Regions from separate parts of the Homo sapiens genome. Here region 2 is linked to region 1. The links are chromatin loops, found by intact Hi-C in ENCODE. Cell type or tissue: endothelial cell of umbilical vein. All regions are shown on one strand. Links, peaks and the distances in the headings refer to the core of each region. The heading gives the core; the rest is flanking DNA.

What was found. Hi-C counts contacts between places; a loop is a spot of excess contacts. Peaks named below come from ENCODE experiments on the same cell type or tissue, not always from the same donor. Only the 100,000 strongest peaks of a DNase experiment are listed, where the experiment ranks them.
Region 2: a loop joins it to region 1, with 5 times the contacts of the local background. A loop is called at or near these places in 2 of 110 quality-filtered maps.

What each region holds. Positions count from the first base shown.
Region 1 is chr13:40,022,031-40,037,538 of GRCh38, forward strand. No RefSeq gene overlaps it. Among named protein-coding and RNA genes, the nearest start is that of LINC00332, 150 kb to the right of the region's middle. In endothelial cell of umbilical vein, for the core only: no CTCF peak of the experiment used is centred there; a DNase peak (open chromatin) is centred at 9,221; H3K27ac peaks cover 1,944 bases.
Region 2 is chr13:39,885,393-39,900,900 of GRCh38, forward strand. No RefSeq gene overlaps it. Among named protein-coding and RNA genes, the nearest start is that of MIR4305, 230 kb to the left of the region's middle. RefSeq lists an enhancer at 7,480-7,774. In endothelial cell of umbilical vein, for the core only: no CTCF peak of the experiment used is centred there; DNase peaks (open chromatin) are centred at 7,639 and 10,029; H3K27ac peaks cover 4,661 bases.

The sequences.
Region 1 (15,508 bases), core at 4,630-12,629:
TAAAGTGGTTTGGGGCTTTTGATAAACTAGCAAAATTACTAAAATTTTCAACAAGGCTGTCTCCACTACGGTTACATTTTAAAGCTGGTGATTATCCACTAGATTTTTGGTTCTTAATAGGAAAGAACTATGCCTTCACTTCTGAAGTCATAGCTCCTTGCTCTGTGCCTGACACGTAGTAGGTGCTCAACAAATATTTGTGGAACCAATGTCAAATAAGGTAGCCGCTACAGAATGCATTTTTATTGAATAGTCACTTAATAATTTCATTTTATAATTGCTAGGCTTTAGTATTGACAATGGTATTATTAATATTTCAGGTACTAATAAAATTTGTATTTTACTATAATTTTATCAACATGCTACATTTTCAAATGTGTTTTGATTATATTAGGCCTCATGGACCGCAATAGAGTTGGCAAATTAAGATGTTTTATTTCTCTCTTAGCTTTCCTGGCCTATAAAACAAAGACAACTAGATAAAATGAAGCTTAAATCATTTTCAACTTAAAGACTCTGTGATTCTGTGGTACTGATCTCCAATTTTTCTCACGTAAATCTAAAGAAAATTAATAATTCCTTAAAATTCATTCTCTTTTTAATTCACATTTTCTGGGATTCTCTTTCTGTCTTTAGGAAGGCACACCTGTTTTTGCGGGGGATGGAAAATAAAAACAAAAGTAATCCACCAGGAGGGAGAATTGTACCAATGCCAGATCTTACAAGTATTTGTTGATCCTAGGCTGGCATTCTCTCCATCTATGCCACACATTTCTACGAACCCTGGTGTGTCAGCTTCTCTGTGGGTCTAGGGCCAGGATGGAGGTCAAAGCTGGAGCTGAAGGTTGGGATCTGCCCTCACAGAGTTCTCATCAGTGTTCTTTCTTCCTTTAACACCCTTGGAGTAGAACAGTAAAGAATTACATTAAGGCCGGGCACTGTGGCTCATGCCTATAATCCCAGAACTTTGGGAGGCCGAGGTGAGTGGATCACCTGAGGACAGGAGTTCGAGACCAGCCTGGCCAATGTGGTGAAACCCCATCTTTACTAAAAATACAAAAATTAGCCAGGCATGGTGGCGGATGCCTGTAATCCCAGCTACTCGGGAGGCAGAGGCAGGAGAATCGCTTGAACCCAGGAGGTGAAAGTTGCCGTGAGCCGAGATTGTACCATTGCACTCCAGCCTGGGTGACAGAGCAAGACTCCGTCTCAAAAAAAAAAAAAAAAAAAAAAAGAATTACATTAAATACTCTAAATAACTGTTAAGAATATTGTTGTGAATGAAAAATTCAGTTTAGTGGTTAAGAGCATGGAGCTTGGAATCAGGTAGATCTTAGATCTAACCTGGAAATTAAGCTTATGCTGCAGGGCTGTATGAAGACGAGATTTAATAATATCTGTTGTGGCCTGAGCACACTACAGCTACATAGAAAGGATTCAGAAATCTTGATTACAGCTATGACTATTTCATGTATTATTCATGTGCTATGTAGGCCTGCCAGAGGCATGTTTGCCCTCCACGTGGCATGGGGTAGGGTGGGAATGGGGTCGAGCGGAGGCAAACAGAGGAGTCTTGGGTAAAGGAATAAACAAAAGCTGTGAGTGGTAAGTGGGTTGAAGAAAGCTCTGAACTAAGGTAACAACTCCGCATCTGGAGGTTCTGGTTTTTATTTCTACATGTGCACGGGAGACAATAATTCTCATAAAGATTAATCACTCCACAAGTGTTTTGAATCAGAAAATAATGAAGAACAGAACCTGGGTTCTGGCTTCGGAATTTGCTACAGCCCATCCAAGGGTTGTTCATAAGCTGTATTCTTAGAGGATCATTGTGCTAATTCCATTAGAACTAATTTTTCTTTTCTTTGAAAACTGCATTGTGCATTATCAGGCTGAAATCTAACAGAACTATGCTGTCAAACATTCTGTACAGCAAACAATGATGTAGAAACATCAGAGTAATCTCTAAACAAGAAATTCTTGGGATTCTGCAGATGAAGAGTGAGGTGCCCAGTGTAGGAAGGGACTGACTTATCCCATTCTTGACTTGTTAGCCCCTGACATGGAGAAGTTAAGCTCCAGAGCTTTTTCAGTGCAAAATACTCCATTTTCATTAATTCCTTGGAATTTGTGATACATGGGATATAAGTTGCATGTGCACTTCTGCATGTCTGTGTTGTGCATGTATGTGCATTGTGTGTGCGTGCATGAACCTAGGTAGAAGACCATAAGAAGTGTATAGAAGAGGAAAACTCTAAGAGGAAACACTACCAAGGTTCATGTTGAAAGGAATACTGAGTCAATGTTATTCTAGGCAATACACACAAATTTCAACTTAGAAACTGGCAGGTTGATTATATTTTTCAGATGAGCAAAGTGCATACTTTCAGAATGATGGGAGACTATTTCAACATTAATTTTAACAGGTCTTCTTTATTGATGAAAAAATGCCAGGCTCACCCAGACTGAGCTGAACCACCACCATTTGATCTGGAAAGAACACATGCTCAAGGGACCAGGCCACTCCCTGGTGAGCCAGCCTGTATTTTGGGGAAGAGATGGTTTATTTGTTAAATGATATGGCATGAGCCACAAATCTATTAGATTTTTTGCTCTGCTTTATTGCAGATTATTTGGGCAAACTCCACTACCCCTTTCTGAAAGCCATGAAGCATCCACAGCCAGCCAGCCTTCACAGTGCAAGAAAGAAATACTTGACATAGTCAAGCCTGAATCAGGAGTCAGCAACTCAGGTTTCAAACTGACTTTGGCAATTTCCTGACAACTCTTTGCCTTCATTTTCCTATCTGTGAAACAGTTTTGCTCATTTTGCTACCCTTAGAATAAATTCTACAATGTCTATGAATCGATTTAAGCCCCTTCCTAGAATGACAACTACAGGAGGCTGCTTCAAGGGTGTTCGTGTAGCCCAAACCTCCCTTTTCTGAAAGAAATGCCTCCCCCTGCACAGGACTGGACACCAGGAGCCAGATCACTCAAATGATGCTAGCCCCTGGCCATAGTTAGCTGAGTCAAAGGTGGATCAAGGAAGCCAATCTCTAATTAAGCTGGACCTACTAGTGTCTGTCTCTCTTGGGACAGGTCAGTTGGTTGGGAGCCTGAGACTGGGGAACGATGCAGAGACAAGGGTTAGGCAACACATTTCTGACACTCTTCCAGAAAATCAGGAAAAAACAGTCTGCGAAGAGAGAAAAATAATGCTGATATCCAGAGAGAAGTGGGGATGAGCAGCTGCTTGACCCCCAGGGAGTGATGCTGGGAGGCATTGCCTTGGTTCCTGACTCTACTCCAGGTCTTCATCCAGACCTTCTGCTCCTCTAACCTCATATCCTTTCAACAAATCCCACTTTTTAGCAAACACTCCTTGGTGAGTTTCTGCTACTTGGAACCAAACGATCCCAAGCCTGAAATCACATACTCCTCTGAGTTGCCTATCTCAGAAAAGCTAGCAATGTCATTGACAGATAAGGTCCTTTGCAGGAACACTGTTGCAGCTGGAGGTCATTATCCTAACTGAGTTAGTGCAGGAACAGAAAACTAAATATCATATGTTCTCACTCATAAGTGGGAGCTAAACATCGCATACTCATGGACATAAAGATAGGAATAATAGATGCTGGTGACTACTAGATGGGGGAGGGAGGTCACCAAGGGCTGAGGAACTAACTGTTGGGTACTATGCTTAGTACCTGGGTGATGGGATCATTCATACCCCAAACCTCAGCATCACGTAATATACCCATGTAACAAGCCTGCACATGTACCCTCTGAATCTAAAATACAAGTTGAAATTATTTTTAAAAAAGGATTATTAACAAGACCTTTTTATTTAAAAAAAATTCTTTAACATTCTTTCAGAACAAAACATTAGCATCCAGCTTGTTCTTGGACATTCTTGTCTGTTAAGGTTGAGCCCATTTAGGCAAATTACCCTAACATGAAACTGAGCAGAATTCTCAACAGAAATCCAGGGCTCAGCTATTAGTAGAGTTTTAATTTTTGTTATAGCATTGAAAGATGACCATTCTCAAACCACTACACAGCTAAGCTGGGTTTTGACTCCTTGACAACTGCATAGCAAATTGGTCCACATGAGGAATTCTGGCTCTATTAATCAGCTGTGGCTGCTCCATGTCAGTGGGTAAAATGCGGATGTCATTCAGGGTGCAGATGGCCAATCCAAATGATGTTTTCAATGGCATGAAATGAGGCAAAAGAACTTGAAATTGAGATAAGAGCAGCCTACCACCACCGTCCAGCCTTCACTGGAGGTGTGAGAAGCCAGCCTGTTTCTGTTCACAGGGAATTTAGGTGAATCATGACCATTTCTGTCCGCGTGAGGTTGAAAGTGAAACCCTATTCAACCCTCAAGATTTGCTCAACCAAGGGCTGATTACGGTGGGAAGGAAAGAACAGAATTTACTCATCAATAGTCCTAGACCTGTAGGCAGAAACCTTTTCCTTTGTGGTATCTGGCTCATCATCATCAAAGAGTGTGTTTCTCTGTGTGTGTGTGTGTGTGTGTGTCTCTCTCTCTGCCTCTGGTCTTTCTCATTTTATCTCTGTGTGTATGTGTAAACACACACACATATAAAAACATATACATAAATTGTGTATATATAATACATATGTACAGTATATATGTATATATTATGCAGGGCCAAATGATTATTATCAAAGAGATTATTAAAAATGCTGTTTTATCCTGCAACTTCTCAAAGAGATGAAGCTTCCAAATTGATATCTACAAGAGGTGTTGTCCTGTAGGTGCTATGAAGCACTCATATTTCCCCACAGAAGAAGTGTGGTTAGTAGGAAAATGAAAGTATTTTGAATTTCTCTTCACTGGAACTTAAGGGGAAACCCAGGAGACGTGCCTTGCTTCTTTCCCCCATGGCTCCAGCTGAGGACACCCTGTCATCAGGACACGCCTGCCCCACAGAGCAGCTGCAGAGAGGACCCTTCCCATATCCCCGGCCTCCCCAGTCTGTTCTCCTGCTGACCCCTGCCTTGTTAGCTGGATAGCAGATGCTCCCTCATCTAGCCAGCGACAAGCAGAGGGCATTCTTCTAAGAAAAGTGCCAAGAATCATTCCTTCTCTAGAAATGTCACCAGAGTCCCATGTGAAACAATAATAGGGACATTGATTTAACATCTAGGCATTTTGATTTTAAGGGCTTGTACCTATGGTATTTGCTTATGCTGGGGCTTCCTGAGTCCCTAAATAACCTTTCCAGTCATTTGGGGCTGAGTGATGATCAACAATGTATCGCAAACAGGACTTCTCATCAGTTTATTAAAAATTCATCCATCTTGGAAGATCAGTCAACTTCAACATAAGAAGATCCATTTTTGGGGATCTGACTTAGCTCACAAGTAAAGTGGGCTTTCTGGAAAGTGAGTGCGTAAATGGCCAAATGTAACATAAACTCCAGTGAGCTGTGCAAGCCACTCACTGGAGCAGATTGCTCAGTGGCCACTCATTCTGATAATTAATGAGTCTTATTTTGAACTGCAGTGACATCGTATAAACATGGATGTTTTTTCCTTCTACTTTATTAAGAAGGAAGAAAATAAATTAAACCTCCTGGCAACAAATGAATGAATATGTTATATTTTTTAATATCCACAGCCTTACCCACAGAAAGTTTATTATATGATGGGCTCTCAAAATGAATTTTAATATATGCCTTTGGATCATTTATCTTACAATTATCACCACAGGGATTTTCATGGAAAAATAACATTTTCTGGCCAGGCATGGTGGCTCACACCTATAATCCCAGCACTCTGGGAGGCTGAGGCAGGCAGATCACCTGAGGTCAGGAATCCAAGACCAGCCTGGCCAACATAGTGAAACCCTGCCTGTACTAAAGTTACAAAAAGTAGCCAGTGTGGTGGCAGGCACCTATAATCCCAGCTACTCAGGAGGCTGAGGCAGGAGAATCGCTTGAACCCGAGAAGCAGAGGTTGCAGTGAGCCGAGATTGCACCTCTGCACTCCAACCTGGGTGACAGAGTGAGGCTCCATCTCAAAAAAAAAAAAGAAAAGAAAAAACATTTTCGTGGCAACCCCTGATATGTCTATTCCCCATGGAGTATGCAGCCGTCCCTTCACTCCAGCCTCCCACTGTTGCACATGCCTTATACTGAGGCAGTCATTATTTTGGTATTGTCATCACTGGCTCAGTGACGTACAGTGTCATCACTGTACATCCCCTTCAATAGCCCATTAAGTCCTTGAAATAAAAATAAAACCTTCCTCCTTTATGCTTGAATTACTAGTCCTTAGCAATCAGTACATACCTATAATAAAGAATTGTTACATAAAAAAGAAAATTTACCAGTACAAAACCATGTTATACAATTTTAAAAACCCTAAAATTATGATAAAATGAAGTCTAAATGGCAAAAAAGAAACAGAAAAAAAAACAACTAAATTTGTAGATCTTTCCTTCTCATCTGATGTCAGTTCTTTCTCCAATAAGCAATGGGTGGCTGAAAGGCATGCATGGCATCCTTATTGGTAACAATGCATCATGTGGAAGGAACACCATGCAAGCAAGAATGCATTCTTGGTAAACTTGAGTTTTCTCTCAGATTTTTATAAATTCAGACGTAATTGAAGGAATTCCGTTCATTTCCAGAGTAGCTCAGATAGTCTTTTCTGGAAGAGATTTCTATCAGGATGAAATGACACCATTTCTTTGAGCTAAGTTCAAGTGTTTTAAAACATGCTGCTTTTACTACTTTTGAAAGTCCAAAAACAGTGGATTCAAAAAGAAAACAAACAAACAAAAAAATCCCCCCCTGCCCCACATAAAAACAGACAAGCAAAAAAACCATGAAGCTTTTCCTCCTGAATGGGATATTGCATTTTGGTGCAATTCTTTGCTTTTTTCCATCTTGTTGTGATTATGGTTTTCACCAAGTGACGTTCCTTTCTGTAGTTATTTCTCTCCATGCCCATGTATCTCTTCTGGTAACCTACTAAGGCTTGTTTTGATAGCGTGTGTTGACCATGGTCAGGGCCAGAGGAAATAAGCACCTAGTCTTCACTTCAAAGTTTAAAAAAGTTGTTTCCTGAATCCTAACAAAGATTGTTTTTCCAAACATCTTGCTAAGAGAAAAAAACAACACACCATTTGAGGAGCTTCATATTGGAAAGAGTCTTCATAATGGACTCTTGCTTCTTCCCCCTTAAGGAGACAAAGCAGAAACTGTGTTCCCCAAACAGTCATGCAAATAAGATCCCCTCATTTTTGTATTCTGCTCCAACATCTATGGACTGGGATAGAATCTGGTGGCCTACACTGCTGGATGAAAAAATGGCAATTTGATGATGTTCTGTATCTAGGGAAGAATTTCAGGGAATGTTGTCTGTTTGTCTCTGGATTGCACTTCACTTGAGCATAGCTCAGTGGAAGTAAAGCGCAAGTAAGCTACACTGTACTGGATGCCTACCTTGAACTTGCGTTATTGATGTGGGTTTTCATCCAGAAGAAGAGGGGGATAGGTTGGAGAGGAGGGTAGATGATTTTTCTCTCCATGTCTCACTTGAACTTTATCAATTTATACCTACTTGATCCCAGCATCAATTAAAGCTGTGGGAAGGGGGAATGCTATGTGGGAATATAAAGCAATCTCATAATCATAGAATAAGGCTGGGGAAGGGACCATAAAGCATTTCTATTCTACCCAACAATCTACAGTCTAAACTATTCATAACATCTCTGCCAAGCCATTACCTGGTGTCTAGGTATAATTACAGTTCATGGGGCAGCACACTCTAAGTGTGGATACCACTGTCCTGAGAAGGATGCAGTGTACTCAAGGGGACCCTCCCACTCTTAGAAGTGTAGAAGTTTGGGCCAGAGATGCTCATTCTCTCGACCATGGGCTTTTTATGCTGATAATCTGGTTAGATCACTGGTCAGAATGCTGGATGACATTTTCCATCTTTAGTTCTTGCAATTCCAGGAAGCCTTATTTACTACATGGTCAGCCTTATTTACTACGACATCTCAGCCATCTGCAGGGGGTTTGTTCCAGGATCCTCCCTCACCCCGATACTGAAATCTATGGATGCTCAATTCCTGCATCTGGCCATGTGAAACCCATGGGTATGAAAAGTCAGCCCTCGATATCCATGGATTCCATTTCCCACAAATACTGTATTTTCAATCCTCAGTTGGCTGAATTTGCATATGTGGAACCCACGGATATGGAGGGCCGACTGCACTTCCCTGTGCAAGGAAAAGAGCTTAAGATGAGGTGAGAAAAGAAGCCAAATGGTCTGCAAACATTTGTGGCCAGCACTTCCGCTGGCTCTGTTTCCAGGTTTTTTTCTGTTCCTCTGCCACATGTCACTGTGACAAGCCACTCTAGGAGGCCCGTCACACTGCTCTGTGCTCTGATTTGTGGCCTAACCTTTGTTGAAGGATCTTTTGTCCTACCAGACATCTTGACAGCCTGCTCTAGGCCGCAGATGTGGATGCTTGGACTTCCTTCCTTGATGCTAATTTTGTCATTGCAACCCATGGGCACCACTACCCAACCAGCCCCATTTCTTTCTCTTCCTTCTGTTTATTTTTAGTCATAGAGTTTGCCAGTATGATGGTAAAATATTTATGTATTTTGTATTTTTAAAGAGTCAACTAAAACAGAGTGAGCCATTACTTTCTTCTGAGGTGCTGAGAACCTTTCAATCAACAAGTATCTACTGAGCTCATCCATGTGCCAGGCATTGTTTCCTTTAGAAGTCCAGTTGATTTGTTTTTTCAAATCCCACCTTTTCTTTGAATTACATATTTTGAAATTGACAAATCTTTTCCTTTTTAAACATCATTTTAATGGTGTGTTTAGGTGACTCTTCTGCTCCCCTCGGTCACAAATATGTCAAGAGACAGAGGAATAGAGTCTGTTCTACACCAAGGAGGTAGTTGGCACTCAACCAATAAGTGATGTGGAACCAGGGAGCCCTTAGAAAGCACACTTGCTAAGGCAGAGATGAATGCTCAGGCTTCCAGCAATGGGTCTGCGTGGGGCTCCTTCAGAAAGAAGAGCTACAGCTTCTTATCATCCCTTCATTTCAGCAACCAGACTTCCCCTGTGGCTCCTAAAACCCAAATTCCTTTCTTTCTACTTCATAGCTCACCGGTGACTAATCATAATATAAATGCATCTTTTAAGCTGTAAATAACCTTAGACATGCAAAACTCAGAGACGCATTAAATCACAAGGAACATTAGTATGGAGCCAATAGTAGAATCCAGGTCTCCCAGCTATCAGCACATCCTGCTATAATAACATGAATCCAAGGATCCACCAGGAAACAGACTCGGAAAGACTTCTGTTTATCATTTGCTGACAAAGTGGAAGTCTAAGAAATGCTTCTTAGCTAGACGGACGCTCAATGTATTCTCTAACACTCGTGGTTTCTCCTCCCATGTGAACTAGGGTCACCGTACCCTGAAGGAAACACTTCTTAAATCTTAGTTCTAGGAGGTTTTGTTCACGCTTCGACCTCGACAGTGGCAGGTTGCCAGTTCCCCTCTTTCAGGCATAATGGTACCTGAATTATTATGTGAGAGGGGTTCCTTGGGATGACTTTGGCTATTGTCTCATGAGGCAAATGGGCTGCTTCTTAGAAGAACCCTGATAAAAGGAGAGGCAGAGTCACATCAAAGGCAGCACTGTACAGCACTTTGGGAGGCCAAGGTGGGCAGATCACCTGAGGTCAGGAGTTCGAGATCAGCCTGGCCAACATGGTGAAACCCCATCTCTACTAAAAATACAAAAATTAGCGGGGCGTGGTGGCGAGTGCCTGTAATCCCAGCTACTTGGGAGGCTGAGGAAGGAGAATGGCTTGAACCCGGGAGGTGGAGGTTGCAGTGAGCCAAGATCATGCCACTGCACGCCAGCCTGGGTGACAGAGCCAGACTCCGTCTCAAAAAAAAAGCAGCACTGTGGAGTGCAGGCAATCAGGGGGTGCACAGTGTGGGTATGCAGAGAATTGAAAAGCAATAACATTGACTAGCAGTCTGTCTGCTCTTCACTGTCACCATGTGCCAGAAAACGTAAAGAATGCCAGTGATAAAACACTCCTTCCTGAAATATTTTTTTCACCAATGCTATAACATTTAGAACAACGGCTGAATTTACATATAAGAGTTGATTTTACATATAAAAAGAGTGACTCTACTTATAATGAATGCAGAGAACTTCAGTTTCCCAGTGGCTCTGATCCTCACAGACTTGGCTATGCATGTATGCATGTTTTTTTTCCAGAGGTTGTGGCTAGCTGTTTGGAATCGTTCAAGATTTGGTAGCCCTGTGTGTCTCTGTTTCCTATGGCACTATGTACTCATGTGCATAAATATTAGATTCAAAATAAAAATTGATATAACAATGATGGTGTGTTAGTCTGCTCAGGAGGCCATAAGAAAATATATCACAGATGAGGTGGCTCAAACAACAGAAATTTATTTTCTCACTTTTCTGGAGGCAGGAAGGCCAAGATCAAGGTGCCAGCAGAGTTGGTTTCTGCTGAGGCCCCTCTCTTGAGCTTGCGGACTGCCGCCTTCTCTCTATGTTTCTCGTGGCCTTGTTTACTGAGCACATGCAGAAAGAGAGAGAGCTCTGGGGTCTCTTTTTCTTATGAGGACACCAGTCCAGATTAAGGCCCTACTCTAATAACCTCATTTAACCTTAACTACTTCCTTTAAAGCCACATCTCCAGATACAGTTGTATTGGGGGTTAGGGTTCCAACATATGAATTTAGGGGTTGTGGGGACACAATTTAGTTCATAACAGATAGTGAATGTAAAGAATAAGAAACGGCCAGGCATGGTGGTGCACGCCTGTAATCCCAGCACTTTGGGCAGCCCAGGGAGGCGGATCACCTGAGGTCAGGGGTTCGAGACCATCCTGGCCAACATGGTGAAACCCTGTCTCCACCAAAAATACAAAAATTAGCCAGGTGTGGTGGCATGTGCCTATGGTCCCAGCTATTCGGGAGGCTGAGGCAGGAGAATAATTTGAACCTGGAAGGCAGAGGTTGCAGTGAGCCAAGATTGTGCCACCGCACTCCAGCCTGGGCAATGGAGCGAGACTCCATCTCAAAAAAAAAAAAAAAAAACAAGAAACAGAACCGTAATTACTTCAATTCTATCATTTGTTGTAACTATGCAGTGTTTTAATTTGTGTTTACAGTTAAAAAAAAAGAGTACAAATTGCAAAGTGTTAAATTTTTGTTTGCTATATGCAAATTTTTTTTCATACCCAAAGTATTTTACTGCTTTGAAATAATACCTTTGATATTTAAATTTATTTTTCTTTAGAAATTGTCACTCCTGGCCAGGCACAGTGGCTTATGCCTGTAATCCCAGCACTTTGGGAGACCGAGGTGTGTGGATCACGAGGTCAGGTTATCGAGACCATCCTGGCCAACATGGTGAAACCACGTCTCTACTAAAAATACAAAAATTAGCTGGGTGTGGTGGCGCATGCCTGTAATTCCAGCTACTTGGGAGGCTGAGGCAGGAGAATCATGTGAACCCAGGAGGCAGAGTTCGCAGTGAGCCAAGATTGTGCCACTGCGGTCTAGCCTGGTGACAGAGCTAGCAAAAAAAAAAAAAAAAAAAAAAAAGAATTTGTCACTCCTATAATTGCACTTGTTATTAAACTGAAATGTATTGTTCTTTATTGTTACAAACATGTATTAGTTTGGTGCAAAAGAAATTGTGGTTTTGGCCATTACTTTCAGCAGCGAAAATCGTAATAGCTTTTGCACCAACCTAATAGGTTTTCCACCCTTTGCAAAAATCATACATTAATTTAAACAATTTTAGTCCACAACTTGATTCCTTTCTTGTACTGTAAAATGTTAAACTTACTTTGACTGGCTCAGTAATGGCCAAGAAAAAAAATTTTTTTCACTGTATTTCTTTACCAAGCATTTTTATTTTGTCATTGTATGTCAAATACCCACTGAAAGCAACAGAAGAGAGGCTCTTGGTCGTAACTAGATAGGACAATGAAAGGAAGTTTAGCAAGTCATCCTTCTGGGGTCCTGAAACCTCATGTTATCCTAGGTAAGTTTTCTCTGCAGAAACGTGGCCAAGTTCTTTTTTTCTTGTATGTGGGGCCTGGGGAAAGTGAACAAATAAGTCCATTCCCATCCGCTCAGGGCTTGCTCCCATTTTCTTCCCGTTTAGGCCTTGCCTGACCCATCAAAGGCATTGAGCACATACCTATGGGTACCCCAGCCCACAGGTGCATGCCATAGTCACCCCAAGAGACAGCCCTGGGCCACCCTCTCAGGCCTGCGGTGTGCACCTCAGCAACAAAGGCTGCCCTCAGGAGGACTGACCTTGGAAATAGGCTCACAGCTGTCAGGGTGGGGAATCCTGGGGATTGCATACCTGGATCCTGGTGGGTAGGGCTTGAGTCAAGCACTTCTCTTGGTCCTACAGCCTCTTCACACTGTAGAAGAGGCCAGCAAACCTGGTCATCTAGGCCTGGAGAACTTACTATTGTGGGCAATGCATGTTCACTGGTGGATGTGATTAGTTTGGAAATGCGGGTTGTGCATGGTATACCAATATTTCACAAAATTTTCTCATTACTAGCTCCTTGCATCACCTATGTCATGGATCTTAGGTGTTGAGTTACTTACACAGGATCCCAGGAACTGCCATAAGAAGGCCATTGAAAATCTTCCAGCAGCTTGACTCTCCGTATGACAGGGAGAACTTGATACTTGATGGCTTATTTCGTGTTTTGTTCGTTTGTTTGAGACAGAGTCTTGCTCTGTCACCCAGGCTGGGGTGCAGTGGCGCTATCTCGGCTCACTGCAACCTCCACCTCCTGGGCTCAAGAGATTCTCGTGCCTCAGCCTCCCGAGTAGCTGGGATTACAGGCATGTGCCACCACACCTGGCTAATTTTTGTATTTTTAGTAGAGATAGGGTTTCACCATGTTGGCCAGGCTGTTCTTGAACTCCTAGTCTGAAGTTATCCGCCCACCTCAGCCTCTCAAAGTGCTGGAATTACAGGCATGAGTCACCATGCCCAGCCCTTGATGGTTTATTTCTGACTCTACAACAGCTGTTTGGGAACCCTATAGACTGAGGTTGAGAGAGACACAGAACCGTTTCCTAAAAGATAATAACACAGCATATTTTTTCTTCTTCTGGTATTTGAAGCAAAATTACATGAACATAAACAAAGGCTACTCTTCAAGTACTCTTTATTCAGTCTGCATCTATATTTGTGTTTATATACATGCTTGTGCATGTGTGCACCTGTGCACTGTGGTACAGAAGTGCACACACATGTGTGTGTTTGTACCTTTGGCTCCCAGAAGTCCCACTGAGAGTGATTTGTTTTGAATACTGATGCCTTTTCAGGTGAGACTTTTTTTAATCTGAAAGGTGTAAGTAGAAGCTGTGAAAAGGTACAGATCAGAGACTATAACATCCCCTAAGGAACTTTTCAGAGGTTCACACTTCATGCGCCAGACTCCCTTATTTCAGGATAAGTATTTGACATGCTTTGTTACCTGATTAAACCTGCATGTGTTTTGTTCTGGCTTATTACTGTCTGAGGCACTGTGTTGTGAAATGAAAATTACTGGCATTTGCCTGCCAAATTCAGTGATTCAGAGAATTATGAATTAGGATTCTTTAATTACAGAGATCAGCACCTGATAGGTTAATTTCAAAAGCAAAGCTAACTACATGTGCTGTATTTATTTTCAAACTAATTCTATTGAATTACATTTTATTTAAAAGGTCTCATTGGTCCCCATTAATAAATAGCATTGTAACAAGAGAACAAAAAACAATAAACAAAATGCTTCATTAAGACTCGATATAATTTCATCTGGGCTGCAGAATTAAGAAGAAAATTAGATTTTCATGAAATAGAATTCAAACCCCAGTGATTCTTTTGGTACATTATTAAAATAGTACCCTTATTTGATAATATTATAGACTACTCTTATATTTCAGTTGAAAATATTTAGCTTCATGGCATCAGATGGTTTTGTTTGAGAACACATAAAACATGGTGATTTGTGGGAAAAGGAGAGAAGATTCTGTTTTAAGCCCATATTATTTTCTCTATCTTCCACGAATGTTTAAATACTGAAGAAATTGCTACAAATGATGTCTAATTTTTTATTTTATAAACCATTTTGTTATAGTTAATAGATGTTAAATTGAAGCAACAGTAACAATTTAGTGTGACAGTCTACCAAGGCAGCTTCTTGTTTTGTTTGTTTGTTTGTTTGTTTGTTTTGTAGTTCCCAGTGTCTACTGTTGCCATCTTTATGTCCATGAGTACCCAATGTTCCCACTTATAAGTGAGAACATGAGGGATTTTGTTTTCTGTTTCTGTGTTAATCCACTTAGGATAATAGGATAATGACCTTCAATAGCATCCATGTTCCTGCAAAGGACATGATTTCCTTCCTTTTATGGCTGTGTAGTACTCCATGGTGCATATGTACCATAATTTTTAATCCAATCCACTGTTGATGGGTACCTAGGTTGAGTTTCTGTCTTTGCTGTTGTGATAGGACTGTGATGCACGTGCAAGTGCATGTGTCTTTTTAGTAGAACGATTTGTTTTCTTGTGGATATATACCCAGTAATGGGATTGTTGGGTCAAATGGTAGTTCTGTTTTAAGTTCTTTGAGAAATCTCCAAACTGCTTTATACAGTAGCTGAACGAATTTACATTCTAACAACAGTGTGTAAGCATTCCCTTTTCTCCACAGCCTTGCCAGCATCTGTTTTTTTTTTTTTTATTTTTTAATAATAGACATTCCGACTGGTGTGAGATGGGATCTCATTGTGGTTTTGATTTGCATTTTTCTGATGATTAGTGATGTGGAGCATTTTTTCATGTGTTTTTTTTTTTGCCACTTGTATGTCTTCTTTTGAGAAATGTCTGTTCATGTCCTTTTGTCATTTTTTTAAATTGGGTTATTTTGTTTTTGCTTGTTAAATGGCTTACATTGTTTGTAGATTCTGGATAGTGGATCTTTGTTGGATGCATAGTTTCTGAATATTTTCTCCCATTCCATAGGTTGTCTGTTTAGTCTGTTGATAGTTTCTTTCACTGTGCAGAAGTTCTTTAGTTTAAATAGGTTCCATTTGTCCATTTTTGTTTTTGTTGCAGTTGAAAACTTAGTCAAGAATTACTTGCCAAGGCTGATGTCCAGAATAGTATTTACAAGGTTTTCTTCTAGGTTTTATAGTTGTAGGTCTTACATTTAAATCCTTAATCCATGTTGAGTTAATTTTTTTTATGTGGTGATGGTGAAAGGTAGGGGTCCAGTTTCATTCTTCTGCACATGGCTAGCCAGTTATTCCAGCACCATTTATTGAATAGGAAGTCCTTTCCTCATTGCTTGTTTTGTCAAATATCAGGTTGTTGTAGGTGTGCAGCTTCATTTTAGGGGCCTCTATTCTATTCCA
Region 2 (15,508 bases), core at 4,601-12,600, 140 kb before region 1:
AAAGAAGGATACTATGTGTTGATTAAAGGGTCAATTTATGAATAAGTTGTAAAAATTATAAATGTGTATGCACCAAACATCAATGATCCAAAATATTTCAGGCAAACATTGATAAAATTAGAGGGATTAAATAGACAGCTCAAAGATAACACTAAGAGACTTCAATGCTCCAATTTCAATAATGGATAGAACAACAAGAGAGAAGATGAATAAGGAAATGGTGGACTTGAAGAACATTATAGACTAAATACACCTGACAGACATGTAGATAACACTCCACCTAACAACAGCAGAATACATTGTTCTCAATTGCACATGGAACATTACCCAGAATAGACAATATAGTAGGCCGCAAAACAAATCTTCATAAATTTCAAAGATTGAAATTATATAAAGTACTTTTCTGATTACAATAAAGCTAGTACTCAATAACAGAATACCTGAAAAATACACAAATATTTGGAAATTAAATAACATACTCTTAAACAATCAATGGATCAAAGAAGAAATCACAAGGGAAATTAGAAATTAACTAGAGAAATGGGATGCAGCAAAAGCAGTATTAAGAGGGAAATTTCTAACTATAAATGCTTATATTAAAAAAAGAAGAAAGATCTAAAAAAAAAAAAACCTAAATTTCCTCTTACAGAACTAGAAAAAGAGAAACAAACTAAACCTAAAGTTTGAAAAATGAAGGAAATAATAGATCAGTGGAGAGATAAACAAAATAGGGAATAGAAAAACAGTAGAGAAAAACCAGTGAAACTAAAAGTTGGTTCTTTGAACAGATTAACAAAATTGACAAACCTGTAACCAGACTGACTAATAAACTAATAAAAAAAAAGTGACTCAAAAATGAGAAAGCAAAGTGAGATATTACTATTGATGTTGTAGAAATAAAAAATTAAGACAATGCTATGAACATTAGTAAGACAAAAAATTGTCTAACCTTAATAAAATACACAAATTTCTAGAAATACACAACTACAAAAATTAAATTATGAAGAACTAGAAAATATGAGTAGACCTATAGCTAGCAAGTAGATTAAATGAGTAATCAAAAACCTTCCAATAAAGAAAAGTCCTGAGCCAGATGGCTTCACTGGTAAATTACAAACATTTAAGGAATTAACAACAATCCTCAATGTTTCCAAAAAATTGCAGAGGAGGGAACATTTCCCAACTCATTTTATGAAGCCAGCATTATCCTGACAGCAAAACCAGCAGATACTACAACAAACAAAAAACCACTGCAGATAAATATCCCTTATGCATATTGATACAAAAATTATCCACAAAGTACTGGCACCCAAATTTGGTTATTAAAAGGTTTATATACCATGACCAAGTGGGACTTACTCTCAGAATGCGGAGATGGTTTGATAAATGAAAATCAGAGAAATATACCACATTAACAGAACCAAGGAAAACAAACCCAAAACATAATCATCTCAATTGATGCAAAAAAAAAGCATTTGACAAAGTAACAATTGTGACTTATCTTTATTTGGAATGTCCTATGTGCCAAGCACTACGATAGGTGTTTAATGTAGAATCTTTTGAATTCTATTACATGTTTTAGGGCAATACCCTAAAACATATATTATACTAATGTCTTCCTCTTACATATAAAGAAACTGATATTCAGAGTATTGAAGTAATTTATCAAAATCATACATATAAGTAAGGAGTAAAGTCAGTCAGATATTTCAGGTTTGAGATTACAAAGCCTAGGCTGTTTCTCCTATGTAGGGCCTTTTGCTCTGGCATCCAAGGAGAGTCAAAAGGAAGGTCCCTAATTGAGAAAGTCAATTTTCATAAATTTGACAAATTTTATAAAAGCTGACTGGCTTCATAAAACAGTCTTTGGTATCTTTATCCCCCTCCCCTCCCCACTGGTAATAGAGTACTATTATTTTGATTATATATTAACTTCTTTTGCTGAAATGTGGGTCCTGTCCATCTCACTCCAGTACTGACTTTGAACTACTGGATGTTGTCCCTTCACTTTTTACAGTCTCTTCAGGGAAAAAAGGGTGTGTAGGGAATCAGCAGCATAATAATTGAGCAGCAACAGCAGGGCCACTAAAAGATGCAGAAAATCAAAAGGAAATGAATAAACTGAGAAAGCTGGAATCAATTTGGTTTTGACTCAGAGTCATACTCTGTTTTGAAAAAAAAAAAAAAAATCTCTTTAAAAGGTTGGTGCCAGCTCACTGGAATTAAGTTATAAATAAAAATCAGAATTACAGCGTCCAATTTTTTTATGGGTTTTTAATAGGTACATTGTTTAGCTTCCTGACAAACTGATGAAATGCAGACCTGCGAAGTCACATAAATGCCTGTGGCATTTGTTTACTTGGACTATTAGAATAAAAGAGATCTTTTGAGGTTATACCCTTTTTGTAGTGAAACTCAAAATTGTGCTTCTGCAGACTTCTGAATTTGTACATGTTAAACTTTTAAAACCACTCTCAAATCTATTACTGTGCCTTAGCACAGCAGCTGGGGAGGTGGTTTACCTGTTGGGCCACGTGTTCCCACTTTACAGGTGATCTTTTCAGGCTAGGAAGTGGAAGAGCAGATGAGGATTCAATTTTTGTGATGCAACCCGAGGTGAAGGGACATTAATTCGGTCTGAAAGTCTGGGTTTCTATCAGCTGTAGAGACTTGCGATTTCTGAGAAGTACCTGGCATGTGAACTGGCTTTTAACCTGCATTATCTACAATAAGTAACTCCACACTTTGGTTTAGGTTCCATTTATTGCCCTCTGCTCGCTCTTGCTCTCTCTCTCTCTCTCTCTCTCTTTCTCTCTTTCTTTCTTTCTTCTTTGGTTTGAGACAGAGTTGCCAGGCTGGACTGGAGTGCAGTGGCGCCATCTTGGCTTACTGCAGCCTCTGCCTCCCAGGTTCAAGCAATTCTCCTGCCTCGGCCTCCTGAGTAGCTGGGACTACAGGCGCGTGCCACCACGCCTGGCTAATTTTTTGTGTTTTTAGTAGAGACGGGGTTTCGCCATGTTGGCCAGGATGGTCTTGAACTCCTGACCTCATGATCCACCCACCTCAGCCTCCCAAAGTGCTGGGATTACAGGCGTGAGCCACCATGCCCAGCCACCCTCTGCTCTTTCATAGCTTTGCAACAGCCTCTCTCCATCACTAGCCACATGCATAGGGATCATAGACCTGCCAATGACAAGAGGAGCACTTAACGTTAAGCAAGTGCTGGCCACTCTGTAAATCAGATTTAATATCATACCAGCTTCACAATTCAAACCCAAGTTGTTTTATATGAACCGGGCCTATTAAAGATAAAGCCTGACCTCCCCATCCCCCTTAAAAAAATGGAAGTTTAAAAGAGAAAAGATTGAAAAAAAGGAAAGAAAACTTCTATTTGTACTTCACACCAGGTCAGGTGACTACTGCTATCAAAATGCTTTAAACACGCGAAATAGAGTTGCATTAAGCAATAATTTCCTATCACTGAGAGAATCTGCTTATTAAATTTGCCAGAAGATGTCCTACCTTGCAGCCAAAATGACAGACTTGTGAATTTCATGCCACTGGGTGTGGGTGGCATTTCAGCCTTTCATCTCTGAAGGTAGAGGGTACAGGTAGGTCTCAGGCAAAGGCATTGATGGCCTCTTTATGGCCCTGCCTTTCCAGGTGGAGGTAGTTTTGGTTTTTAAGAAAACCTGGGGAGTGGGGACAGGAGTGGGGACAGCAAGTTAGCAGGTATGGTCTACCTGGAGGTCAGGTATCCCTGATCAGGAGCAACTCAGGGAGGAAACATGCCACTCAGGCTAATCAGCGCCTGTGATACCATCCACTTCCCTACTAAAATATTGACTAAACCCTTAAACAAAAGACTGGCTAATCCTCAAAGATCAATTCTGCCCTCTGGGGTTTTTCCTAATCAATCTCACCCTTGTGGGTCATGGGAGACATAGTCTTTGCCTTCAGGGAACACTGGGTGTGGATTGCAATGCCCTGTCTGCACTTTTGAATTTTGCAGGTCATTTAACTCTGCTATCAGCGTTAACTTTGTTCAAGTTTAAATCTAGAAATATTTTTCTTCTTATTCGCTGAAACCTTCCTCAACCCACTGCTCACTCCCCTCTCAAAACAAGCCTTTGTGTGGTTAGGAGTAAAACTGTGCCAGGGTGTAGCCTGCCCTCAGCAGAATGGAAGTGGAATGTGCCCTTTTGCTTGGATAATCTTTGTGTCTAAAAATAGAAGAGACACCCCTTACCGTACTGGTGACACACAGACTCATGGGAGATGAATAATCATATTGACAGTCATTTTGGGGGTAAGCAATAGAGAACAATGGGTAAAAACTGATCCTAAATTATAAAAATGAATATCACAAATTTCAAAAGATATTTTCATTGTAAGCTGGAGTTTTTGTTCCTTGCTCAATTCCTCTGCCCTTTTAATTTTTTTATTTTTATAAGCCAAAGCAGTTGCCCTCATTCACAACCTTTTATTTACCAGAGTGTGGACAGGGCACCTCCTCCATGTCAGGGGCACTCACACTCCCTGCATTCTCTTTGAGAGGTCTGACTGCCAGGCTGGCCGGGGAAGATGTGCATTGGTACATTCGAGGCATCAGAAGATAGAACACTTGTGACCTTACATCCTTTAGGTAAAGACACTTCCCCTACACTTTCCAATAATAAACCAACTTTCACGTTGTGTAATGTAGATTTGCAGGTGACTCTGTAAACAGTCATTTTTCCATTGCAAATTTAGGATACTTTACCAGCAATTTGCTTATTTTCAATAAATGGTAAAATAAAAGTAAGGGACACTCAACTGGAGTGAAACATGAGATGCATAACTTGAAATCTTTTGCTACTTACTACCAAATGTTTGTCCCCCTTCTCCACTAGATTGCATGCATACACACTGATATTAGAAAAAAAAAGTCTTATATTTTGGGACCACAGTGTTTTTTTGTTGTTGTTGCTCTGTTTTGTTTTGTTTGAGATGGAGTTTCACTCTTGTTGCCCAGGCTGGAGTGCAATGGCACGATCTTGGCTCACTGCAACCTCTGCCTCCCAGGTTCAAGCGATTCTCCTGCCTCATCCTCCCGAGTAGCTGGGATTACAGGCATGCGCCACCACACCCGGCTAATTTTTTGTATATTTAGTAGAGACGGGGTTTCTCCATGTTGGTCAGGCTGGTCTCAAACTCCCGACCTCAGGTGATCCACCAGCCTCAGCCTCCCAAAGTGCTGGGATTACAGGTGGGAGCCACCTTGCCTGGCCAGGACTACAGTGTTTTTGATGATAACAGCACACTGAGCCCTGGGGTGGAATGTCTTAGCAGATAACGGTGAACAAGATGAGTTCACTATGCCCATAAATGTCTTTGCAGAAGGGCCCACATGATGCAATGTAGGGCCAACAGTGAGGTTATATGAATCTCCTAGCCACTCTCTCCAAACCTGCAGACCGAATAAATATTGCTCCAAGTTGCCTGGAACTGGGAACTTGCCTAGGGACAGAACTGCAGCCTGGTCTTAGAGCAAATAATGCTCAAAGCCAGAAGTCACTTTACAGGTCGCAGAGGCCAACTTCCTTGATGTACATTCTAAGGCTCGAATGTTCAATGTTTAGTACTCTGGAGTGGGAGAGCAAGGACAAGAACGGAAACAGAATTCTGACACCCAGCTATCCCACTGTCTTTCATGGAAGCCGTAGTTCCTGCAAAAGATATCTTAAGATGTATCAATATTAAATTTATAGAAGTTGATAACTGTATTCTGGTAATGTATAAAAATGCCCCTATTCTTAGGAAATAAACCCTGAAATATTTAAGGGTAAAAGACCATGACATATGTAACTTACTTCAAATGGCTCAGAAAAGAAATTTGATGATAAATCATAGATAGATAGATAGATAGATAGATAGATAGATAGATAGATAGATGGAATAGCAAATGATAAAGCAGATGGGTAAAATGTCAGGTAAATCTGGGTAGAGGATTTCAATTGTGTTTATACATTTTATTTTTAAGCAAGCTGTCTGTAAGTTTCAAATTATTTCCAAATAAACAGTTTTTAAAATTTGCCACACAGACAAAAGCTATTTTAGGATGATAAAAGAGGCAAACTCCTCAGGCCTCTGCCTTGAGTTGGCCGTGTTTAGGATGGAAAGACTTCTAGCACCCTACTAGAGGCTGTAGAATTTGGAAAGCAAAGACTTCTCAGCTCATCTGGTGAGATGGATTTACTGGGTAATTTAAAAAAATTATATGGGTGTGTTCATTTCTCTTGTTCATTCATCTTAGTGGCCAGGTATACTTCCTGCAGTTTAAAGTTGAATGAGTCAGCTATAATTTGGGGTAAAATTATCGGTTTATCACAGTGTGCAAAGGTGCCCAATGAATACTGAGTTTAAGGAAACAGACATGTATCTTTAGGACAGTGACAGAACAAATTGAACATTTGCAAGTACTCAACATTTTGTGAAACATTTTCATACGTATTTTGTCATTTGATTTTACCCCAAGATTTGAAGTGCAGGAATTCATCCCATTGTGCAGTTGAGGAAACTGAGGCTCAGAAAGGCTAGTTCTTAATTACAGAGCTGTAAGTAGTGGGGCTGAGACTTGAGTCTTACTATTAGAAATTCTGTGCTCTTGTCACTAGGCTATGCTACCCTGTCTGCAGCTAGAGCAGTACACCCTCCAGCAGACATTTACTATGTGCATTCTAAGTGTCAGATATTGTACATGGCTCTGAAATCTGTGTTCCTGCTGCTCCTATGTGCTTAGTAAAATGGTGCTAATAAACTGCAAAACACTTTACTTTTTGGCCATTTAAAAAATTTCATTAGAGAAATACATACAAATGCCTGTTTTGTTTTGCTATTTTTGCCTTCATTTTCGTGTGCATGTAGAGACCCATTTTAGCTTTTATCATAAATGTGGTACCAATATACCTCACAAAGATAATCATAACACCTCCTGGGAGGTACTTGGGAGTTTACCTAATCCAAATTTTTCATCTTTAGAGATAAGAAAATTAACACCAAAAGCTTCAAGAAAATTGTCTAAAGGCACACAGCTAGTTAGACGCTGAGCCAGGACTGGAAATCAAATGTCTGATTACAGGTTTAGTTTATTCCTCCTGGAAAAGAAATAGTTTTTAGCAAAGTGTAGTTGGTTTTATATTAATACTTTTTTTTCCTTGACATCTTTTAAAAAGGGATAGGCTAAAAAGGGATGCTTTTATGTTGAATATACGTGTGTGTGTGTGTTTGTCTGTGTGTCTGTGCGTATGTGTGTGTATTCCTGATGTAAACATACAAGAAGATTAACAATTAAGCATATTCATCCAGAAGAAGAGGGAAGAACTCAGATCAGCTCTGTTCTGTGTTATATTTGTCTCTCCTAATCAAAACCATATGAGAAGCTAGAAAAGAACCCAGAGCCCAGTATGACTGCCAAAGATGAAGAAGAGACAACAGAGAAAGAAAAATGAGGGAAGAGTGAAGCAGAGACCCCATATTATTTCCAACATTTTAGCACACGCTCGCACTTCCATTCTTTATCAGATAAGAATGTTTTGCACACATTGGGCCAATTTACGCTGCACAGGAAAGCCTGTAGCTGTGCTCTCGGCCCACCACTTCCTGTGGGAGTCAGCAAAACAGGCTCAGCCCTTCCATTCCTTTGACCAAAATGCTTCCAAGTCCTAGCTAGGAAGGGCCCCATTGCTTATCTGGCCATTTGATGGAAGGAGTCCACAGTCAACTCTTGGCAGTCATTAGGAAAATAGTGTCCATTTCTCAGGTATCTTTTCCCACTCTGTGTGTGTGTGCGTGTGTGTGTGTGTGTGAATAAGAAAGCTTAACCTTTTTTGGGCTCACTGCACTCCAGTGCCTCACTATTCATGCAAGTTAATTCTTTACAGTTGTAATGATCTCTTCCCTTGTCCCACGACAATGTAGGTCTTCAGGTGCAGGGAAAGGTCTTCTACCCACCGGAACCAACTTTCACCCCACCTCTTCACTGCTACCAGAGTCCCTCTTCAGAGGGGCTCTACTTCGCATTCTGGGATGCAGAGACTCACAGTGTTTCTTTCCAATACATCATCCTAGGAGAGGAAAAAATCATTGGGAGGCTGCCCATTGAGATCCACTCTTTGGAGTCTCATTCCGAAACCAGCTTCTCCTGAGGCCAAGTGGCAAAGACAGATAAATAATATGGTGTCATTTAATTTACTCTAAAATAGTATTTAAAAAGGTTTAGTTTATGATCATCTCCAGATGTTTTCGCAGGAGTCCTTACTTCTCCTGCATCCCTCTCACACTGGTCATCCCTATTCTACTGGTTCTATATCTCATAGTTTGTTTCCTAGGTGCCACCGTCACCAAACAACTGCTAAGGATTTCTGTCACCCGTCTTCCTCTTGGTGTCTCTGCGGGTCTGAGATGGGAATGGGGAGAAGGAGCAGCTGGCTCCCCTGATTTAAAATCCCTGTCCCTGGAGCTGCCATTCTGCTGGGGCTTTTCTTGAAGGATTTTCTCTGAGGGCTCTTGTCCCTCACCCCAACCCAAATAGACTCTTGTGAAAAACAGAGCTCTAGTTGGAAGGCTCTTTTGGCAGACTGAGTGCCCTCAGAGTCTTTTGGTCTCCTTGCAATAAGGGAGCTCTCCCCAGAGCTGATTCTAGGCCAATTCTAAGAGTACAGGAAGAAAAATGGAAATTTTTCATTCAGGGATTGAGCCCCAGGAGGTGAAAGAGTGCTCCTGTCATCTGCATAGTTAGTATAGGAGAAGAAAAGCACCATTTTCTCACCAAAGCTAGGTTTGTGGCTGAGGCCTCTATAACAAAAGGCTGATAACGAGAGAAAAGCATACAAATGTATTTAGTATAAGTTTTATGTGGCACGAAAGCCTTCATAAGGAAATAGAGACACAAAGAAATAGTAAACTTGTGTATTTTTATGCTAAGTTTGATGAAGAGTAGACAGTTGTGGAAGAATATGCTTGGATCTAATAACTGGGGGGAACTTAGCAAGACTCGTTTGTTTAGATTCTTCTCTGTGACCCTGTATCTTCAGAGATAAGGCTATGCCTTTTCTCTGGGTATAGGGAGGGCACCTCATGAATGAGGGTCTCATGCCCTGCATCCGGGGAAGGTCAGAAAATGCTTTTTAGGTTTTATGACCTGCTGCAGGTGAGAAAGGTGGGGGGAAGATCAGAGTGACCTTCCTGCTTCTGCAGTTTTCTAAAATTCTTTCAGCTTAAAATATTCTGGGGTAGTGTGTCCTGAACCCCATCAACAGTGGGAAACACAGGACCAAAAAGACTCAGATCTGAAATTCAACCCACTGTTCTTTCCAGCATCCCAGTTCTGGCAGCACCGAGCGGCAGGGAACACAAATGGGAGAGCTGGGCTGGGCGAGCTTCCTGTTCGGAGGACTTGGTCCTTTGGTTTTTGATTATATTTCTTACTGAGTAGAAAGAATTATTTATTTTCATTAGGAAATCTGGAGGAGTAAAAGGCCTAGAAAGCATCGGTGGGGATTGTATAATTTATAACAAACTCCATGGGGGGCAGGGCACAGGAAAAGAGAATGACTGATGCGATCAAAAATTCCAGAAATGAAAGCAACCTAAAGATCTTCATAAATATCAGAAATCAAAGATCCTAAAGATATTCTTGCCCAGTATTTTCAACATTTTAAAACTGATTTTCTCACACAACACTTTTTCAATGAAGCTTCTATGCATCTCTACAACCCGAGATAATTTTCAGTAATTTCACTTCTTATAGTTTGGGACATAAAAATATGCACCCTTATAGATTCTTCTGTGTCCCTAGAGGTACAAGGTACTTTTCTTCTCCACATCCGTGGAAATCTCTGTAGCACAATCCCTGTAGCAGATGAAGAAAAATGCCTACAGATGGCCTGCCTCAAATCCTATAGCTGGTTAGCTGGCTGCCCAAGATAAGAACACATGTTTCCTGTCTTCCAGTCAAGAGCTTTATCGTCTATAATATTCTGTGTCCCTACAGTTCAAGTGTATCAAGAATGTGAGATGTACTTAAGAGTTTTCAATTCTTCAAATTCTTTAGAGTGCTCAAAATATTTCCTTGGAAAGAATTATTCGAAGCATCTTCTGGAAAACAAGCACATAGTATATCCATCATCCAAATGGTTCATTAGTCAGAGAGAGAAGCATTGATATTAGAAGCAGAGGATAGAGCCTCAGCCAAAACTTCAATCTGCCTCTGAACACAGGAGAGGGAAGTCAATGAGGATGAGAGTCACAGAAAAGAAGACACAGTGGCCATTTGAATTTGGCATGATAAAAACTGATGAACATATAGCCCAAAGCAGTATAAGGCACGATTCCTAGGTTTAAAATTTTAAGAATAAAATAACCCAGACAAGTGAAATGATAATTATTAAATGCTTATAAGTACCCCCAGGAATCTTCAGAAATTTAAACCACACTCTATAATTAATACATATGGGATTTTTTTTCTTTTAAGACAAGAAAAGTACAATTGTACTGAGAACACACAAAGGAAAATAGGAGAGTTCACCTTGAAAGATATAAAATGCATGTCCCTCTGAGAGTGAGAAAGAAGGTGGGCTCTGACCAGAGGAATCCTGAGAACTACAAGTGACAAGAAAGGACAGCAGTCCCTGGAAGGAATGTGAAGGTGTAAGGATTAGAGGGACTTCCAAGGCTTTTGTAAAAGGAATAGAGAGAAAAGAAACAGGAGGTCCATTAGTAAGAAGAAAGATGGATTTAATGATGAAAATAACATTATTGAGATAATTAACCGCATCAATAAATTTCTCTATTAAAAAGAAGAAAGAAAATATATCCCCAGAATCCCCTGGAATCTTTTCTTTTTGGGGGGGTTGGAGGGAGCAGAATCTGAACCTTTTTACAATTGGACACAAGTAAACAAGCAAATTTTACAATAAAATGAGTTCCAAAGCAAGCAAAATTTATCTATGGTATTAGAAGTTGAGGGAAGGTTAGCTTGGGGAGGAAGGACCGGGACTTCTGGGACACTGGCAATGTTGTTTCCACACCCTTGTGGGGTTATGAGAGGGGTGGTACTTGATGAAGATACGTTGGGCTGGATACTGTGACCCATATGCTTTCTTAGATGTGCTACACATTAGTAAAAAGTAAAAATCAAAACAAAATACAATGAAAGTTTAAAAAATGGTAAATATGGAAACTATCATGATATATAAACCAGAATCAAACGTGGGGTATTAAGAATAAGTAATAATATGGTGAGTGGCTCACATATGTAATCCCAGTGCTCTGGGGGGCTGAGGTGGGAGGATCACTTGAGCCCAGAAGTTTGAGGCTGCAGTGAGCTATGATTGTGCCACTGCACTCCAGCCTGGGTGACAGAGCAACACTCTGTTTTTCTCTCTCTAAAAAGAATAGAATAATGGAATTATAAAGCAGCACAAAGATATTTTAAAAATTGCTAGATTAAAAAAAATTGCTAGAAAGCTGAAGATCAAAAACAAAGCAATAAATCAGGGTACAACCATATCCTACCTTGTCAATTAATATATTCTTGTACAAATTATATATATATATTTTTCCAGTGGATATTTCTCATGGATAGGAATTTATATCCTAATTGAAAGTAAATCATCATATTATAATTTTTCTTTTTTACAACCCAAGTTTTCAAAGATATAATTTGTTTAAATTGAAATGTTTCCAAATATGTAGAAAGGAATAAAATAATATAGCCATATGTGACTTATAAGAAAAGACTATTCAATCAGCCAAAAATAATTTGATTGCTAATTGTGTGGCCAATTCAATACTATTTATCATTGAGCATATAAAAGAAGCAAAGGGTTTTTTTTTCTATTAAGAACAACTAATCTAACTGAGAAGGGAAGACTAACAAATATAAATAGCACACGAAACTACGTTGTTCAATTTTATGTCTATATAAGTGACAGTAGGAGTGAAATAGTATGACCTTATGGTGTCTTAGAGTATGATTTTGATTCTCTCTTCCCCTAAACATATTTTGAAATGTTGAAAAATTATTGTATTGACTGAAATTTGTATAGATTATAAACCAAGGGTCCTCTATTTTATAGAAATCATTGGATGGAGATCAAAATTAGATGTCACCTTCTTAAACAGATTCATTAAATTTTCAAAGAAGTAATGTACAACCATTAAATTTGCATTTGGCTCAAAAACACAACATTTTGTGAAAACCCTAGAAAGTTTAAAAACGGGAGAGGGGAGGAAATAGGGGGAATCTCTCAAGTTGAACGTCAGTATCACTGGGAGTCAATTACAAACACCATGAGTGGGAGGGAATTGGTCAGGACCAAGTGCCAAAAGCAATGTTGGGGTTAGAGTGTAAAGCAAATTACGTTAGAGATGGGAACATGACTTAGCAAGCAATGGTAAAAAAAATAACCAGAATCTGTGTCTCTGTCTAGCCAGTAACAAAACCTCCCACACTGAACGTGAAAAGAAATAGTGCAGAAGGATGAGCAATAGGTCATCTAAACATCCACATTTCAGCCTTGTTTCTAACCCACATTGGTGAGTGAATTAGAGGTTTTCCCTCAGTCCAGTTGACTTCCGGCTGACTGTGTTAGGTTGAATAATGGCCCCACAAAAATATCTACATTGTAGGCCTCAAAACCTGTGCATACGATCCTATAAGGCAAAAGAGACTTTGCAGATGTAATTAAGTTAAGGCTTTTGAGATGGAAAGGTTCAGGGGGCCCAGTGTAATCACAGTGGTCCTTGTAAGAGTGGGGCAAGAAGGTCAAAGGAGGAAGTAGGAGATGTGGCAATCACAGAACTTAGAGTGATCTGGGGAACAGATCAGGGACCAGGGAAAGTACACTGCCTCCAGAAGCTAGAAAAGGTAAAGGAATAGACTCTCTCCTAGATCCTCCAGAAGGAACCAGCTCTGAGAACAACTTGACTTCAGCCCAGTGAATCTGATTTTAGGCTTCTGACCTTCTGAACTGAGAGGGAATACCTCTGTGTTGTTTTAAGCTGCTAAGTTTGTGGTAATTTGTTACAGCAGCATTAGGAAACTAATACATTGAGTAAGATGATCAATTGAATTAGGCTTAGTTTTCCCTAGGATATTTCTCATGCGGGGTATTTAATTAGTACAATGCTTTGGCAGAGTGACAGGTAGTTAGTTCACAGCTAAGCAATGGCTTCTTTCAGAGGATTTCTTAGGTAATTTTTCTTAAATTTTTTCTGCTTAATTTGTGGCTTTAGAGTCTCTACACTTGGAGTTTAATTAAATCCAGGATGGAGCCTTTGGTATTATCAGCTTCTTGGATTGTTACAAAAACCCATTCACTGGTTAGGTTTCCTGAAATTCTTGTCTATCAGTATTCATGGCCTGACTCCAGAATGCATGGGGACTGATACTCAAACTCCAGGAAAAAAAGAAATTGATCACATGGCTTAAGAAAATTCCTACATTTGGAAAATTGTAGATTAAAATATCAACACTTAAGGATCTTAGGGTATTTCCATGGGGATCCTTTGACTCAAATGTCTTTTTTGGTATGTGATTTGTTCCCCTCCTCACCGCAGCAACAAAAATGTTAAAAGAATACTTAAAAAAAAAAGAGTTTATCTATTAACATGTTTTCCCCCTCTTGAGGACAGAAACCATGAATTATTTTGGTTCCACAGACAGTAATTGACTGCCTACTTGATAGTAGGTGACTGAGACTTATTTTTCAAGGAAGGAAAGGAAAGAAGGACAAAGAGTGATGGGAAGAAGAAAGCTCTTTTTTATATCTCCTTTGACACTGAGTGAATGGGGGAGCTGGGATGAATTTCATCAGTCAATATCTACAAGATTTTAAAATTCACTTATACAAAGTGTTGTGTTTACCTGCCTAGAAGCTTACTTCTGAGCCTAGATTGAAGGATAAAAATTAATGCTTTGGGTATTGAGAAATGGTGACAGAAAATGGCAGTGTTGTTGAAGAAAGTTTCAAATAATATTTGAAATACATATTTTAGCTATCTTAAATCTAAATAACTGGTTCCATGTTTTTGTGACTTTCTTTATAAAACTCGACTAACTATAGGCAGAGCCTTAGGGAAGAGTCCCATACATTGCCTAGTTATGAAAATATTGGTGTAAGAAGACACTTTCCAATGCTTCTGGAAACTTCAGTAGAATGAAAAGAACTAATACAGTAAAAGAAAAGGGTTATTGCTTAAATATGAAGGGCTCTATATATACTTTTTTTTTCCCTGTATAGAGACGGGGTCTCACCATGTTGCCCAGGCTGATCTTGAACTTCTGGGCCTTAGTGATCTGCCCACCTCAGCCTCCAAAAGTTCTCGGATTACAGGCAGGAGCCACCATATCTGGCCTGTATGTACTAATTTTTGAATTCAAATCTTTAGTTGGAATGGCACTAAAAAGAGAAACAATTAAATATGGAAACAGTAAGTACTTGAGTTATTAATGAATTGATGCGGAAACAAAGCCTACAAAGCCTTTATTCCATTGAAAGAGAATACAGACAGAATAAAGAGATGGAAATAAAGAAGTAGGCTTTATTCAGCTGCTATTCCTTAGTGGGCCGTGGGATTTGTAGCGCCACACAAGGATGACACCCCACATAGACAGAGGTGGTCTACACCACTTGCACACAATTTGTACATGGTATGGCATTGGGCTAGCCTTGTGTTCCACCTGAAGAAGGGAATCCTGCCCCCTCCGACACAAGGGAAGGCATCTTTCTGGCAGAAAGAAACACTGGTAAGTCAGGAGACCTGGATTCCAGTCCAACTTCTTCTCCCTCGCTGCTGTTTCCTCTTTTGGAACACGAGAGGCCTGAATCTGATGACTCCTGGGGTTCTTTCCTATTCTGAAATTCTCTAACTTTACACTTGGCCTGGAGAACAGTGTTGTCCTTTAAAAGGAATTTTTCTCCCTGTCAGGTTCTCCTGCCCCAAATGTTTCAGGTCCTGATTTGTACACAATAAGGAGCAAAAGGCATCTCCTTTTGATCCTGTGGTTAAAAATATTTAGTTCTTTGGTGTTTGAAATGTTCTCTCCAACTAAACATTGTAACCTTGACATAGCTTGATTTGCACTTAAATATAAACATACTATTGGCAAGACCTCATGAAATAACTGACTTACAGCAACCTTGGAGTTGGCAGCATAACATAACAGATCAAGTTTCTCATTATCATTCCATGCAAGATAAGAGAATTTTCCTCTCATTCAGCTGAGTTTCCGTGCCTTTGTTTGTTGAGTACTAGGTAGTGAGAGCTTTAAAATGCTCAACATCATATTCTGTGATGTGAATTTCAGCAGCCTATTTGGGGGAGTTATTTTTAATCTCTTAATACATGATTACTGTGACCATTTTCTCCTTATCATTGTCTTAGATTTAATTCACAACTGGTGTGATTATTCTTTCTGGTTGTGATGCTAGTCTATTAAGGCTTTGAATCATGAATGCAGCCT